Regions from separate parts of the Homo sapiens genome. Here all the other regions are linked to region 2. The links are chromatin loops, found by intact Hi-C in ENCODE. Cell type or tissue: ascending aorta. All regions are shown on one strand. Links, peaks and the distances in the headings refer to the core of each region. The heading gives the core; the rest is flanking DNA. Region 1 holds the start of SZRD1 (SUZ RNA binding domain containing 1). Region 2 overlaps EPHA2 (EPH receptor A2). Region 3 overlaps FBXO42 (F-box protein 42).

What was found. Peaks named below come from ENCODE experiments on the same cell type or tissue, not always from the same donor. Only the 100,000 strongest peaks of a DNase experiment are listed, where the experiment ranks them.
Region 1: a loop joins it to region 2, with 2.8 times the contacts of the local background. A loop is called at or near these places in 3 of 110 quality-filtered maps.
Region 3: a loop joins it to region 2, with 5 times the contacts of the local background. A loop is called at or near these places in 4 of 110 quality-filtered maps.

What each region holds. Positions count from the first base shown.
Region 1 is chr1:16,363,901-16,370,824 of GRCh38, forward strand. SZRD1 (SUZ RNA binding domain containing 1) reads left to right here and starts at 3,342. Exons shown (of 4, transcript NM_001114600.3): 1 at 3,342-3,408. The coding sequence starts at 3,358. It also overlaps the pseudogene RPL22P3. RefSeq lists enhancers at 3,039-3,098, 3,849-4,138. In ascending aorta, for the core only: a CTCF peak has its summit at 3,641; DNase peaks (open chromatin) are centred at 2,176, 3,231 and 3,671; H3K4me3 peaks cover 1,723 bases; H3K27ac peaks cover 2,500 bases.
Region 2 is chr1:16,144,447-16,146,946 of GRCh38, forward strand. The region is part of intron 3 of EPHA2 (EPH receptor A2); the gene reads right to left. Among named protein-coding and RNA genes, the nearest start is that of EPHA2-AS1, 9.5 kb to the right of the region's middle. RefSeq lists enhancers at 1-460, 2,046-2,500. In ascending aorta, for the core only: no CTCF peak of the experiment used is centred there; DNase peaks (open chromatin) are centred at 955, 1,315, 1,675 and 2,035; H3K4me3 peaks cover 1,945 bases; H3K27ac peaks cover 2,500 bases.
Region 3 is chr1:16,245,047-16,251,970 of GRCh38, forward strand. It overlaps FBXO42 (F-box protein 42), which reads right to left. Exons shown (of 10, transcript NM_018994.3): 10 at 1,794-6,739. The coding sequence ends at 5,624. Among named protein-coding and RNA genes, the nearest start is that of CPLANE2, 11 kb to the left of the region's middle. In ascending aorta, for the core only: no CTCF peak of the experiment used is centred there; a DNase peak (open chromatin) is centred at 3,875; H3K4me3 peaks cover 441 bases; H3K27ac peaks cover 2,500 bases.

The DNA of each region.
Region 1 (6,924 bases), core at 2,117-4,616, 220 kb after region 2:
CCTTGGCCTCCCAAAGTGCTGGGATTTACAGGCGTGAGCCACCGCGCCCAGCCCCGTCTGACAGTTTCAACCACTTTGCTGTTGCCAAGACTCAGTCAGGATAATTTACTTCAACGAATGGGTTCACAGTAGAATGTATTCCAAGTAAATATAATCTCACAGAGTGAATAAGCCAAAAATCCATGAAATTGGTGAACTCAACAGAATTACTGAGTTTTTGTGTGGTTTTTTTTTTTGGTTTTTGTTTGTTTGTTTGTTTTTTGAGATGGAATCTCACTGTCACCCAGGCTGGAGTGCAGTGGCATGATCTCGGCTCACTGGAACCTCCACCTCCCGGGTTCAAGCGATTCTCCTGCCTCTGCCTCCTGAGTAGCTGGGATTACAGGCATGCGCCACCACGCCTGGCTAATTTTTGTATTTTTAGTAGAGACGGGGTTTCACCATGTTGGTCGGGCTGGTCTACGAACTCCTGACCTCGTGATCCGCCTGCCTTGGCCTCCCAAAGTGCTGGGATTACAGGCGTGAGCCACTGCGCTCGGCCGAGAATTACTTGAGTTTTAGAGACTTAAAAGCTGCTAGTGGAATATCCATGTGGAGATGGCAATAAGAAGCCTAGCTGTAAAAATCAGAATCAGAAACACCAGGTCAGTTCACAGCTAGAAGTCAACTTTGGCAGTCTTCAGCATACAGTGGGTGGCTTATACCATGAACATCTAGGTAAGAACAGTGGACTGAGGACAGACCCTGGAAATGAACAATATTTCAGAGTCAGGAAGTTGTGAAACCAGAGAATTAGTAAGCATATCACTTAAGCTTCTAAATAAAGACCAGTAACATTTAACACATGGTTGCAGTTTATGATGATAATCATTAAGAATACAAATAACAGGACGGGCAGAGTGGTTCACACCTGTAATCCCAACACTTTGGGAGATTGAGGCAGGCAGATCATCTGAGGTTAGGGGTTCCAGACCAGTCTGGCCAACATGGTGAAACCTGGCCTCTACTAAAAATACAAAAATTAGCTGGGCATAGTGGCAAGCACCTATAGTCTCAGCTACTCGGGAGGCTGAGGCAGGAGAATCACATGAACCCAGGAGGCAGAGGCTGCAATGAGCCAAGATTGCGCCACTGCACTCCAGCCTGGGCGACAGTGAGACTATGTCTAAAAAAAAAAAAAAAAGAATACAAATTATGAAATTTCACAGCAGGAAGGTTTTACTTCAGAAAGATTAATGGCATACTAAAAATACAAGAAAAAACACATTCCAAGTCAGATAACTTGGTTATAGCAGCCAAATGCAACACTACTGAATGACATGTATTTAAAACTGAGAGAAAAACAGGAACATGTCAGTAAGAATATAAACACATGGTGTTTGCTTATCTCCCTGCCTTTTTTTTTTTTTTTGAGACAGAGTCTCGCTTTGTTGCCCAGGCTGGAGTGCAATGGCGCAATCTTGGCTCACTGCAACCTCTGCCTCCTGGGTTCAAGCAACTCTCCTGCCTCAGCTTCCCAAGTAGCTGGGATTACAGGTGCTTGCCACCACATCCGGCTAATTTTTGTATCTTTAGTAGAGATGGGGTTTCACCATGTTGACCAGGCTAGTCTTGAACTCCTGACCTCAACTGATTCGCCCACCTCAGCCTCCCACAGTGTTGGGATTATAGGCGTGAGCCACCGCGCCTGGCATCTCCCTGTCCTTATATTTTAAGAAAGGATGATTACAGAAGTGACAATTATAAATCTTCCTCGGGCAGACAAGACACTCCCATAATGATAATAGCTAACCCTTAGGACTCTTACTATGGGTCAGGCACTGTTCTAGGCATTTCAGCATAGTAACTGGTTAAATTCTTACAATCTACTTTTGAAGTAGCTATCTCTAATGTATACACTTGGGGAACTGAGACATAGAATCCTTATGTAACTTGCGTTAAGATCACACAGCTTTTTTTTTTTTTTTTAGTAGAGATGGGCTTTTGCCTCGTTGCCCAGGCTGGTCTCAAACTGCAGGGCTCAAGCGATCCCCCCGCCTCACCCTTCCAAAGTGCTGGGATTATAGGCGTGAGCCACCATGCCCGGCCACATAAATAACTTTTTTTTGAGATAGAGTTTTGCTCTTGTTGTCCAGGCTGGAGTGCAATGGCGCAATCTTGGCTCACTGCAACCTCCGCCTCCCAGGCTCAAGCGATCTTCCCGCCTCAGCCTCCCGAGTAGGTGGGATTACAGGCATGTGCCACCATGCCCAGCTAATTTTGCATTTTAAGTAGAGACGGGGTTTCTCCGTGTTGGTCAGGCTGGTCTCGAACTCTTGACCTCAGGTGATCTGCCCACCTTGGCCTCCCAAAGTGGGATTACAGGTGTGAGCCACTACGCCTGCCCTGACATAAATAATTTTTTTTTTTTTTGAGACAGAGCCTCACTCTGTCGGCCAGGCTGGAGTGCAGTGGCATGATCTCGGCTCACTGCAACCTCCACCTCCCTGGCTCAAGCAGTTCTCCTGCCTCAGCCTCCGGAGTAGCTGGGATTATAGGCGTGTGCCACCATGCCCAGCTAATTTTTGTATTTGTAGTAGAGACGGGGTTTCACCATGTTGGCCAGGCTGGTCTTGAACTCCTGACCTCAGGTAATCCGCCTGTCTCGGCCTCCCAAAGTGCTGGGATTACAGGCGTGAGCCACCGCGCCTGGCCAGTAATTTTTAGAGGTAATACTAACGTATTTATCTACCATTAAAGACCCAGGAGAACTTAGTAGCTGGGAATCCCACTGGTTCTCCCAACTGAGGTGCAATATTATCTTTACCGTCTTTACCTTACGGTAGCGGATATAGTGTTAATAAATGATTAGAATACTGCTTTATGAGCAGGAAATACTGTAATGATTTTCACCCTATCAGAAATAATAAAATGTTTTCTGCATCAGCAGATATTTTTCATCATTTGTTGGTGTTTAAAAATGTTTTCAGAATTCTGAAGATACCATTATCTGTAGTTTAGGAAAACTACGACTCACTTTAAAAGAAAAAAAGTTTTCTTTAATTGCCTGCCCTTAGAAAAGATGGTTCCACAGAACACACTTCCGGTACTCGAGATGAGGACTTCCCTTGAACGCCCATTCTGTAAGACAGATAACGCGTTGGCCCTTAAGAAAGATGGCATCTTTCCGCCTTCTCTGCCCCCTTCCAAGATGGCTGCCCTAATGTACACTTGGGACCTTGCCTGGCGCCTCTTCCGGGCTTGGCAGCGGGCGGGGTCCATTGAGTAAAGCCTTGCGTGCCTGCGCCCGCGACGGAGGCGCGCTTCAAAGCGCAGGCGCGGGGAGGGGGTGGGGGAGGAGGGAAAGCGGCGAGTAAGATGGAAGATGAGGAGGTCGCTGAGAGCTGGGAAGAGGCGGCAGACAGCGGGGTAAGGAGGAGCCGCCGTCCCATGGCAGGGCCGGGCGAGACCTGGCGTGAGGGGAGCCTCCGGGGAGCGGGTCTGGAGATAGTTCTCCCCAAGGAAGGGCCCCATACGCCGGGCTGGGGGTGGTGGAGAGGCCCCCAGTTCCTGAGCGCCGTGAAGGCCTCTTAAAGGGGCCGCGATCCATTTCTCTCCTTTCCTTTGCCTGGTGCGCCTCCCTCCGCCCACTAACGCGCGCGTCACCCGGGGCGCCCCACCCGCCACCCGGGGCCTCCTTTCCTGACCCCCCGCGCCCACTTGCTGGCCGTGGGCCTCTGTGACTCTTTCCGATGAGCCTTGTGGCCCGAGGCACCATTTTAAAGTTCTTGTGCTCTGACCGGGACGGACACACCATGTGGGTGGTGGTGGGGCTTGCGCGGACCAAGGAGGCATGTCCGGCTTCGCAGGAAAGCGGGAGGAGGCAGCCGAGGGCGGGGGGAAATTGAATCCTCTTTGGGCTACTCAACTCTGCTAAAATCCCCCACCATCCGTCACGGTGGACGAGTCGGGTTTTTTTTCTCTTTCACTTTTACTCCAAGAAGAGTTTGTGGGCAGGCAGGCAGGTCTCACGGGGACTCTGCCAAAGCAACCGAAAGCTCTGCGGGGCAGCTCCTCTGCCACTCAGCGATCCGAGGCCCCGGGAAGGTCTAGGAGTTCGCTTGTCGGAGTCCAGGGTGTGATATGTAAAACAGCCACATTCTTGGGAGAGGAGTGGGGAGATGGACCGTTCGACTTGTTTTTGGAGTTTTTGTTTGCCTCCAGAAACTGTAGGAAAATAGTTTATCTCAAAGAGGATCTGTCAATTCTCTTAGATTTGTGAATAATTTGGTCTTTTCAGAGTTTGTCTGTGGTGACCCTTGTGAATATGGGGAGATGCTTTTTTTGTCTCCCCGTGTTCGCGTCTGTTCAATGCTGGCTGCACTGACATCCACCTTAAAGGTTTACGTGTGCGAGGAGTCGAGCGTACCAGGGTAGAGTAGGCGCTGGGTTTTTTTTCCTAAGCGCTTTTTGGGGGTGCTTATGAGCTCTGGAAGAGGCCGGGAAATTGACCCTGGCAGCAGTCAGTGGGTGTATCTAGCTCTACGGGAATGTTGAAACTTGGCTTTGAAGTTTTTTCCGCTGGTTCAGCATTTCTCTCAACGGTTGTTTATGTTTTTCCATTTAGCATAATTGAGAATTTGAAGGATTCGTTCGTTCAGAGGATATTTAGTAGAGTTCTTAATGTGACAACCATCTTTCTTGAGTTTTGGCTTAAGAAAGTTAAAGATTTTATAGGGAGTAACAGGTGTCAGTTGGCTCCTTGTTCATTCAACCAGCATTTTTGAGTGTCTGCTATATGCTAGGCAGTGTGCTTATCAGTGACTTTGTGCCAGAAAATGCAACATTTTCGGTACAGGCGTTTATTGCCTACCACTAATCTGAGTGAATCATCCAGACATCCCTATAAAAAAGCTTGGCTTACAACTTTAATATCATGCAAATGATACGTTTCTTGGGCATCTTGGCCTTTCTTTGGTTTTCCTCACCTGTTTCAAAGGGTCATAAATCCCTCATGTTAGAGAAGTTGGAGGCAAATGAACAAAAATGAATAGGATTCAGCAGAAATTGGGGCTTACTTTAGTTTTTCAGAATGGGTAAGTCAATTAGAAATAGCTAGTACAGTCCCCCATTTAACAGCTGAATAAGCCTAGAGATGTGAGATTTAGAGACTTAGGTCTTTCTGACGCTTGTCGCGTGTTCTTTCTTTTTTCTTTTGGTTCCCAAGTTTTATTGAAAAACTTATACAAAATATTCCAGATAAATGAAATTTAATCCTCATCTTCCTCCTCTTTGTCCTGGTTAATCTGGAAGTAACATAATTTGTAGCTATCTTTGCTGTTAGTAACTAGGAGCAACCAATCACGTAAATTATTCTTCATATATGTTTTGGTGAGATATTTGAAATACCTTTTGGAGAAAGGCACCTCGGATGTCACGTTGATCTTGCTCTTACTCCTTTCAATGGTCGCCATCCCTCCACCAAGGTTCTCAGCTTTTCCGTTCACTTTGATCCTTTCTTGCAAAAACTGCTCAAAATTGGCAGCATCCATGATTCCATCTTCTACGGGGTGAGTGCATTCAAGAGTGAACTTCAGAACCTGCTTCTTTTTTTTGCCCCCCTTCACCACAGGCTTTTTCACAGAAGCCATGGCAGCAGCGGAGGCAGAAAGCCAGAGTTCTTTCTGCTATCCCTTACTTTAGTAATATCCTTTAAAAATGTACCGCGGCCAGGTGCTGTGGCTCACGCCTGTAATCCCAGCACTGTGGGAGGCTGAGGTGGGTGGATAACCTGAGGTTAGGAGTTCCAGACCAGCCTGGCCAACATGGTGAAACCCCATCTCTACTAAAAATACAAAAATTAGCTGGACCCTATGGTACATACCTGTAATCCTAGCTACTTGGGAGGCTGAGCCAGGAGAATTGCTTGAACCTAGGAGGCGGAGGTTGCAGTGAGCCGAGATCATGCCATTGCACTCCAGCCTGGGCAACAAGAGTGAAACTCCATCAAAAAAAAAAACAAAAAAAAAAAACTACAGAGGTGGAACACAAACCTTGCCTTATTGACATCATGAACACTTCTGCCAAAATGCAGGTTCTCTAATATATTTTATTTAATTGAATCCTTGAAACAACCTGTTGAGGCATTGTCCCCCTTTTATAGACAAGGAAACGGAGGTTTCGAGAGTAACCTGTTTTGCGCAAGATCACACAGCTGGGGGAAGCTGGGATTTGATCCCAAGCATGTCTGACTTCAAGGCTGGGCTTTTTTTCTCTAGCATTTTGCTGCTACCTCTCTACCTGGGGACATGTGGAAAATTTGGGAATTGGGTGTTCTTTCTTTTCCTTTTTTTTTTTTTTGTTTGAGAGAAGGTCTTACTCCATTGCCCAGGCTGGAGTGCAGTGGCTCAATCTCATCTCACTGCAACCTCTACCTCCCAGGTTCAAGCGATTCTCGTGCCTCAGCCTCCCGAGTAGCTGGGATTACAAGGCGCATGCTACCACGCCCAGCTAATTTTTGTATTTTTAGTAGAGACGGGGTTTCACCATGTTGGCCACGCTGATCTCGAACTCCTGGCCTCAAGTGATCCTCCTGCCTTAGGCTCCCAAAGTGCTGGGATTACAGGCATGAGCCGCTGCACCTGGCCTTTTTTTTTTTAATTTTTTTTTTATTTTTTGAGATGAGATTGCCCAGGCTGGGCCTCCCAGTAGATTATAGGCATGTGCCACTATGCCTGGCAGCTTTCATTAAAAAAAAAAATATTTATTTATTTTAGATACAGGGTCTCATTTGGTTTCCCAGGCTGAAGTGCAGTGGCATAATCATAGCTTACTGCAACCTTGAATTCTTGGGCTCTAGCAGTCCTCCTGCCTCAGCCTCCCAGAGTTCTGGGATTATAGGCATGAGCCACTGCCCTCAGCCAGCTTTCATTTTTAATAGTTTGT
Region 2 (2,500 bases), core at 1-2,500:
CATGGCCCGAGACCACCCTGTCTAAAGACCACCTTAACCACAGACATACCCTGGCCAGGGGACTCCTCCCTGTCAGCTATGGACTTTAGGCCACTGGGGCTGTAAGCAGTGGGACCCCTCCTCACCACACTTGTGTCACACAGTCAACAGCTTCCCCGGTGTTCAGACTGAGCCCCAGTGGGAAACCACAGGAGGGAAGCTCGGATCACCAGGTTGACAGCGTCCTTCAGGGCCACAGGTCCAGCCCACTCATTTTACAGATGGGGGTGGGACCCCAAGGGGACCTGCTAAGGTCATACAGCCTGTGGGTGGAAGGACACACACCAGGGGCAACTGCCTTCCTGTGCCAGGCCCCCGTTCTTTTGGTCACTGTTCACTGCTTCCTCTCCGGACCTCAGTTTCCTCATCTGTAAAATGGGGATCAAGTCCTCATCCTCTCTGGGTTGTGTGTGAAGATGGAAGAAAGCCCTGCTTATGAGATGTCCAGCATGGTGCCTGGAATGCGGTGTCCCTATGAACTAGGGGATCATGAAACTACAGTAGGGAGGGGACCTCCCCAAGGGGCTGGGCCCCTTGAGGGAGCAGGAGCCTCTCAGGAGGGAATCTCCAACTCCCCACAACCCCAGCTCTGGCCTCCCAGCTGTTCAGCTGAGCCACTGGCCAAGGCTGCTGGCCACCTGCTCACCTGACCAGCGGTCCCCAGGGCTGAGGCGCCAGCAGGGGCCCCGCCAGCTGCTGAGGCCAGCACAGGAAGCGGAGACATGGAGACAAAGCAGCCCCCGGGGGACAGCGGTCAGCCCGAGCGACTCCACTGTCCCCGCAGGCAGGGCCGGGGGCAGGGCGGGGGAACCAAGGGAAGCTGGCTCATTCCTGACATAGTTCATGGGAGCGCTCCGGGCAGCGTGCCCACCTGCCGCACACAGCACCTGGGAGGTGCCTCCCTTCCTCTGCCCACTTAACTCTTTCCTGAGCTCTGGGCTTCCTGGGGAAAGAACCCTGAGGAGAAACGGACAAACTGGGAATAACCTAGACAAGGTGCCAGGTGACCTCAGGGTGCCCCGCCTCGCTCTGGGTCTGGTTTGTCACCAGCAGGAGCCCCAGTGAAAGAATCTGGGTCTCCAGGCCTGGGGAGGGTCCGGCAGGGAGGGCAGACCCTGTGCCTCCCTCTGGTTCTCCCTCAATGTACCCAGCAGTGCCCTCTCCAGGACCCCTGCCTCCAACAGAGCCCCCAAGCCCCTGCAACAGACCCTGCCATCCCCAGGGCTGGCCAGAGAGCCTACCCCAGGGCCAGGAGCTGAGTCAGGGATTCCAAAGGAACTGGTCACTTCCCGCCCCATTTCCTGACCCATCCTGCAGCCTGGGCGCCGCTGCACCGCCTGGATTCAGATCCTGATGCAGCCACATCCTAGCTGTGTGACTTCAGGCAAGCCTCTTTAGCTCTCTGAACCTCAGTTTCCTGGTCTATCAAATGGGATTGATCACAGTCCCTGCCACGCAGAAAGGCGGTGTGGATTCCGCTCGCATGTCTGATAAAGCGCTTGCTTGGCTCAGCGCCTGCCCCTCGGACGACACCCGTCTACGGTAGCGACTGTCATCACTTCCAGCAGCAGCATGGCCAGGGGCTGCTGAGAGAAGTCTAGAGGTATAAAGAGGAGCCAGCCGGGCGTTCCTGGCATCTCGCGCACCGGCACCCAGCCACACTGAAAGGAATTTTGGTGGGAGGATCCCGAGGAGGAACAATCCGGCAGTAGGTGACTAGCGATTGACAGGGTTCCACGAACTAAGTCGGAAATTTCGCTCTTGGAAACTTGTCCTCCTGCTGGGCTGATCTTCCCAACAGGGGGCTGCTCGGCTCTCTGCAAACAAAATCTGCCAGAACCCTGACCCCCCACCTCTAGAGGAGGGAAGGCTGCCCCGCTTCCTGGAGAGACACCCCCACCCCAACCGTCCACTTATCTCTGCGGGGCCTGCCTCACCAGCCTGTGGAAAGTTTTCAGCTGCCCCTCACCCCCACCCCCGCATTCTTGTGCGAGGATGTCATGTGGGAGGAGCCTGCTCGCCCCACTGGGCTGCCTCGTCCCGGCCCCCTCAACCGCACTCATTGTCTGAAACTGAGAGTATGCATTCGAGGTCACCTAAAGCAGGGGCCGCCTGGGGAAGGGGGGCTCGCTCAGCAGAGGGGAGCTGGGAAGACAAGGGGGCGATGGCATGGGCCGGAGCAGAGCCTACACCACAGGCTTATGGCCAGAAAGCTCGTAGGGAACTTCTCATCGGGGGGTTTACAGACCGTGTTAAGTAAGGTTCTGAGGACTTGCTTTAGGAGGCAAGTAGGGCCCATCACAAAGGGCTTCAGTGTCCTCCAACCCTTCAACCCCCTCCAGGGGCTGCAGGATCCATGGCTAGAAAACAAGCATAAAGTCTGCTGGTGCTGTTGAACTTTCTCATTTTACTCAAAGGAAACCCAAGACCAGAGATGAGGGGGGAGTTAGCCAAGGTGTGT
Region 3 (6,924 bases), core at 2,420-4,919, 100 kb after region 2:
AAAAGGCACAGAGCACTAAGACCCAGTCATGTGCGGCAGCACCACGCAGAGGCCAGCCTGCAGGATTTTCACGGGCAAAATTTTGGTGGATGCTTCCTCTCCTGCCTGGACGTGGGGGTGCTCAAAGCCTACCACTTCTAGGAACCTTTCTCAGGCCTCACGGGAGGAGTAATGAAGGCAAAACCTTGGGCTGAGGTGCTGATTCCTGCACTGTCTCCCCTTCCCCAGGCAGATTTTCAATTTACACCCGAATGTGCATAGGCCTCTGGCCCTTTATTTATTTGTTGGGAGATGGAGTCTCGCTTTGTTGCCCAGGCTGGAGTGCAGTGGTGCAATCTTGGCTCAATGCAGCCTCCACCTGGGTTCAAGTGATTCTCCTGCCTCAGCCTCCTGAGTAGCTAGGATTACAGGCGTGCACCACCATGCCTGGCTAATTTTTGTATCTGTAGTAGAGAAGGGGTTTTGCCATGTTGGTCAGGCTGGTCTTGAACTCCTGACCTCAAGGGATCCACCTGCCTTGGGCTCCCAAAGTATTGGGATTACGGGCGTGAGCCACCATGCCCAGCCCACTGACCCTTTAGTATCCAGAAAAGCAAGAACCCTGGCTGGGGAGTGCTGTGCTGGCCCTGCAGTGGAAGGCAGTAGCTGCCAACTTACTATGTGCTGGGCGTTGTGCTGGCGCTTTTCACATACAACTTCAATTAACCCACAGGCTCCTATAAGGTAGAAGCAACTACATTTACAGATGAGGAAGCTTGTATCCAAGGTTAAGTAGTAAGTAGGGAAAAGCAGGATTAAGCCATAGGCCTTCGGAGCTTCGGGACTGCGTTCCAAACCATCATCTGCTGTGCCTCTTCATGCCCCTGGGGCCCTGTGTCTTCATCTTTGCTTAGGGGGCCAGGGAAGATGCAAATGTCGTCCTGGCCCCTGGGCCTCTGCTCCAAGCTCATGACCACTCTTGGATGTCCATTGCAGGCTGGTACTGAGGCTCTGAAACACCAAGCCCTTCAAGCGTGATGGAGGGAGCTGGTTTATTATTAAATGGCATTGTCCCCAAGGAGTGGCAACTCTCCACCTCTCCATGAAAACACAACCTCCTAGAGAAGGTATCTCTTTCCAACTACTGTGCCTTCAATCTCCAACCTCAATTGTTTCCCATCAAGACAATTTTTTTTTTTTTTGTAACAGGGTCTTACTTTGTCGCCCAGGCTGGCATGCAGTGGCACAATCATGGCTCACTGCAGTCTTGACCTCCCTAGCTCAAGTGTGATCTTCCCATTCAGCCTCCTGAGTAGTTGGGACCACAAGCATACACCACCATGCTTGGGTAAATTTTTTTTTTTTTAGAGATGGGGTCTCACTATATTGCCCAGGCTGGTCTCAAACTCCTGGTCTAAGTGATCCTCCTGCCTCAGCCTCCCAAAGTGGTGGGATTACAGACATGAGCCACTGTGATTGACCTCTTTTTTTTTTTTTTGAGACAGTCTAACTCTGTTGCCCAGGCTGGAGTGCAGTGACACAAACTTGGCTCACTGCAACCTCTGCCTCCTGGGTTGGAGCAATTCTCCTGCCTCAGCCTCCCAAGTAGTTGGGATTACAGGTGCCTGCCACCATGCCCGGCTAATTTTTGTATTTTTAGTAGAGACAGGGTTTCACTATGTTGGCCAGGCTGGTATCAAACTCCTGACCTTGTGATCCGCCTGCCTCGGCCTCCCAAAGTGCTGGGATTACAAGCGTGAGCCACTGCGCCCGGCCAGACCTCTTTTCTTTTTCTTTTTTTGCTAATAAAACAGTTAAGACAATTGTCCATTTTATTTGTTAAATTGCTAAAAAGTCATCAGGGGAAAACATTAACAAAAAATGAAATTGACAGATTTAAATATCAATGAAATCCATGTTTCATTCCTACACTGTTATGTGCCCAAAATGACTATCTCAGGGTAAGCCACCTGGCATCCCTGAGTTGTATGGGAAACATCACTCACAGCACCAGCTTCGCCAGGGCACATGGGGTGTGCACTGACATGAACCCTGGTTGGAGGGAGGGGAGCAGAGCAAGTAGAGTGTACAATGGAGCCAACACCTAAAGTTTGCTCTCATTTGACAATGAACACGGTGAGAGGGAGCCACTTACTGGTAACCATGCAGAACATGCCTTCTGCAGTTCATGGAGAGGCTACATGGGACGCAGGCCTGGAAATTCAGCTTCCTCACCACCAGGCGTGGTTAGATCCTCCCCACTGACTTGTGCGCTGGTAAGAGACCATGGATAATGCAAAGTGGAGCATATCACCATGCCAGGATCACCACAAGGACAAGGACAGACAGACAGACCAACCAGGAATACCACTTTTAAGGGGGAAGGAAAGAGTGAAGCAGAAGGAAACCCAGAATGACAAGGTGAAAGAAAGGAAAGGGAAACATCTCTTTGTTCTCCATTGGCTGGTGGCTTTCTGTCCTCCAAAGTCAAGGCTTCTTAAGTTGGTTTTCTTTCTTCCTCCTCCTCCTCCTCTTTTCTTTATTTTAAAGAGTTCCAACACAGTTCCTAGAATAGTTCATGGTTTTCAGCTGTTGCTGTAAAACTCGAACATTAAAATCAAATCAATCCACAGACAGCTGGGAGGAGAGTAAGCCCAGTATGCCCTAAAATGAAATTTAAGCTTGTTTCAACACCAAATTTGTGCTCCCAAAGTGTAGGGTAGGGTGAGGTTGTGGAGTCCACCAACCAAATGAAGGGTGGAAATAGGAATGAAAACACAAAACCCGCTCTGCTGTATAACCTGTGAAATAAGAGAACAGGAAGCTCTGTCCAAGAGGGTAGGGAGAGACTAAAATTCTTAAGTAAGATGGACAAGGTGACCAGTGAAGTCACTAGGCCATGGGAGCTCTCAAAAGGCACACTTGCAGGAATGGAAGGGGTTAAAGCTTCAAGTAGAAACAAAATGAATTTTCAATAAATACGGATAAATATTTGCTTCAGGTGCTCCTGAGGGTTAAAAAAAATTTAGTCTCATTTTTCTCAGTGAATTTTAAGACAAAATTGGTATCATGTGAAAAATGGGGTCATGGTTCAATCTGGCCTGACTGCAGCATCCACGGCATTGTGGAAATGCTCGCCTTGGCCGAGACACGTGAAGTCCCACCGCACAGGTGGCTTCAGGAGGCCTGAGGAGACAATCACCTTCACTGTGTTGAATCACTTTCCCATGGTACACGCCCACAGTGCCCAGGAGCTACCAAGACCAACCATAATGGGGGCAGACAAGGCAGATTTTTCTTAAAAAGCTGTAAGCAAACAGTCTGGTTCCAGGCAGTATGCGTCAAACTGGAATTCAATGGAGTTCAGAGGAACCAGATTACTTTCTAAGACAATCAACATATCTGTTGCCTGCCTACTTGGGGGAAGTGGAAGGAATCAACACGTTAACAGCTGGCTTAGGAAGGCCACAGGACTAAGGGAAAGACTGTAAGGTTGAGATTCTGTACTTTCAGGTTTCTAATATACTTTATATTTAGATAGGAACTACTGAGTTTGGAGGCACAGTCCATGCACAAACACAATGTCCTAACACAAGGTACAGCAATAGCGGTAACACCTGAATTGCTAGCCTTCTGGCCCAGCTTTCCCTTGTAAATAAGGACCCCACATGATCGAACAGTCTTTGCCAAGCAAGGATTGGCAACAGCACCAGAGCCTGAGTCGCGAAAGGGAAGTGTGGAGCTCCAAGCAGTTGGATGCCACATAAGTAGACACATGTTGTTTCCTCATTGAAGGGAACACAAAGAGCAGTTTCTGGAACACATACCCCTCCCCACAAGCTAGGCTTGGCACCAGGGTGGCTTTCCTACGAAGACCACATCATAAAAGCTAATGGCTAAGGGAAAGGATTCAGCATGATGTAACAGGAGAAAACACACTTATCAGTACACTTAGGCTGCCAGATGCTGGCTGAAAGCCAGGACCCAGGGCCAGCTGCAGCAGGCTTTGTGCCTGAGAAACGCTAATAATAAAAAGAGGAGTGTCAGGGTGGCAAGGTGATGTTTTGAAATTAGGATTTAAATTTCAAAACAAAACAAAGGCAAAACAAAAATCCTCTTTCCACTGATGAGAAATCACCAAAAATCCCTATTTAAATGGTGCCATTTGAAATAAACTTATTTTGACATCTCCTATGCCCAGGCCATGGTTGAGACTAGTAACTTTCTGTATCAAGCAAAGAAATGCTCTACTTGGTTACACCTTAATCTCAGAAATGAAGTGAAAGTAAAAACCCAAGCCCTATTTGGGTGACACATGAAGAAGACAAGTGCAAAGGATGGAGCTGTTTCTGAGGTCAGCCATGCGTCAAGAAGTCAAGTACATGATTCTCAACTCCATCACCTGCCAATAGCCAGGAAGAGGAATATATGTCACCACAAGGAAAAAAACATTTCTAAAAAGAACTGTTATTGGAATTCCCTTCCAGAATCAATTTCCACATTCTACAAATATGGGATGAGTGTGCTCAATGTGCTTTGGAAGTAAAAAGAAGCCCATAGGGAAAAAACAGTATCTTTTGATGCTTGCTTCAAAGATTTCTCACAATATTGGCATCTTAGAATTCCCTACTGGCCCCCTAGTGACACCAGGGAAAGGGTTCCACAAGTATTTCTAAGCAGCTTCTGATTTCTGTAGGCACCTGAGCTTTGTAAAAGAAACAGAAAGTCAGACAGGTTTTAGGACTTCACCACATATGAAAAAAAAAAAAGAAAAGAAAAAAGGTAGAAGAAAAAAGCAGCCTGTAAGTGAATGGAAAAGGCAGTTTCCAAGTACCATGTTCTAAGGGAAGAAAGAGGAGAATAAATATGTTTTTTGGCAACTTGCCACCAAATATGATTGATTGTCAGAAATTTCCACAATCAGACACAAAATGTTTTCTGAGACACACAAGAAGCACTCCAAAGACCAATGGACACTACTAGGCGGTCAGATGTTGGCTGCATAAACATTATTTCACAATGACCCGGCACACAAATGTGGAATAAAATCCTTTGTTGGGTAACTTTCCTCAGCCATAAAAGGCAAGAGGGGGCCAGGCACTGGCATTTCTGCAGAGCTGTCACAGGTCCTCTGTGGTTTTAAGAGAAGGGGAAAAACAGTTACTTTTACCCCGACAGCACCTGAAGCATGAGAGTCTAAAACCCTCCACCTTTGCAACTTACATATGCCCTTTCATTTTTTAACTCCAAGAAGGCCACATAAAGATTTACAGGGGGCTCTTCAGTTTCTTTTGGGAAGTTACTGATGTTAGTCTATTCTCTAACTTCTTGGTCTAGTTACCAGCAAGGTAGAAAAAGGCAGCCCAGCCCCTGTTAAAACACAGCAACAACTTTATCTGAACCAGGATGGAAATCTCTCCCTTTTTTTGTCAACAGAGTTGGCTATATAATATATATATATATATTTATATATAATTTTTTTTCTTAATGGAGATTTGATCCCAGCCTGGAGTGACTTCGGTTGGGAATTAAAGAGTTTTGGCTTCTGGGAGTAATTTTGTTTTCCCAATTCTCAGTCCAAATGCTTACACACTGGAAAATTCCAAATTAAAAGCCACAGAAAAGGAAAGGGGTTTAGAACACATTATCTCTTTGCTCGTACAAAGTACAAGGCGTTTGTTTTTGGATAGTACTTCACATTCTGTTTCTTGTCCATGAGTCCTCCAAATATGATGAGTTCACCCCTGCCTTGTACCACGGTATGCAGGCTGGTTTCAGGAGGTCCAACCACAGAACTGCTATTAAATACTTTCCATTTGACCCGCCCCTTCTCCTTGGTGTCTTTAATGTCCAGCACGTACATCTGCATGGGCTTGCAGTTCATACTCTGGTATAGGGGTTTGCCAACATTTAGGGACTGTGGAGGGTGGTGGCCCAGGCGGCGAGCAATGGGAGGTAAGGAATGTCCATCTCCTTGGGCAGGCCCTGGGCGAGGGATGGGCACTGTTTCTCCACTGCTCAAACTCTGGCTCCCAGGAGAGCCTGGAGAAGACCCAAGAGGAGGACTTAGTGCTGCAGAGGCCGAGGGGCCTTTGGAGGACATCGCTTTGATGGCTTCCAGACTCCGACGCAGGGCACCTGGGGAGACGGCCCCTGCAAGGGCACTGGCCACGTGAGGTGGGGTATGCACACCATTTGTCTGTTCAGGAGGGTGTCTCATACTTCCCCCAACTGTCCTATTGTCCATGCCATCCATGGGATTACTACTGGAAGCGGGTTTCAGATCCCAATTCAGATCTATGGATCCTAATCTCAGATCTTTCTGATCTGGTAGTGATCCTCGTCGGGGGGCCAAAGAAAGTCCTATTTTCAGGTCGTATCCTTCAGGAGCAGATGGAGTACTTGGAGATATGGCCTGTACAGGACTGTCCAAAGAAGAGCCACCCACAGCTGCCGTTCCTGGAGACAAACTCCCACCATTGAGGATAGGAGAGCCGTCTCCTCTGGCTGGGGAAAGGCTCCCTTCCCGGGAACCTGAAGGAGTCTGCCTTTGAGCCCTGGGTCTCAGTGTTCCCCAGCGGCCGTTAACACAAGGAGCTTCATCCATGCTTCTTACTGGAGACTGAGAGCGGTACTCTCGGGTTTCAGGAACGAGAGCTGGAGGAGTGGCACTGATAGGTGATGGGCGAGAGTTCAAACTGGGGCTGAGTGGGGCTCTCCCACTAGGAGCCTGGCTGAAGACCACCACACACTGTCCCACCTGGAAGACAAAGGACCAGTGCTCACACTCTTCTATGATTCTGATTGTTCATTCAACTGTCAAACATTTTATCATGAGCATCTGTCATGTGCCAGACATTTTGTAGGTACCTGAGATATGAAGATGAAAATGATGTAGTCTGCCCTCTAGGCTAGAAGTCAGACATGGGAACAATCGCTGCTTTG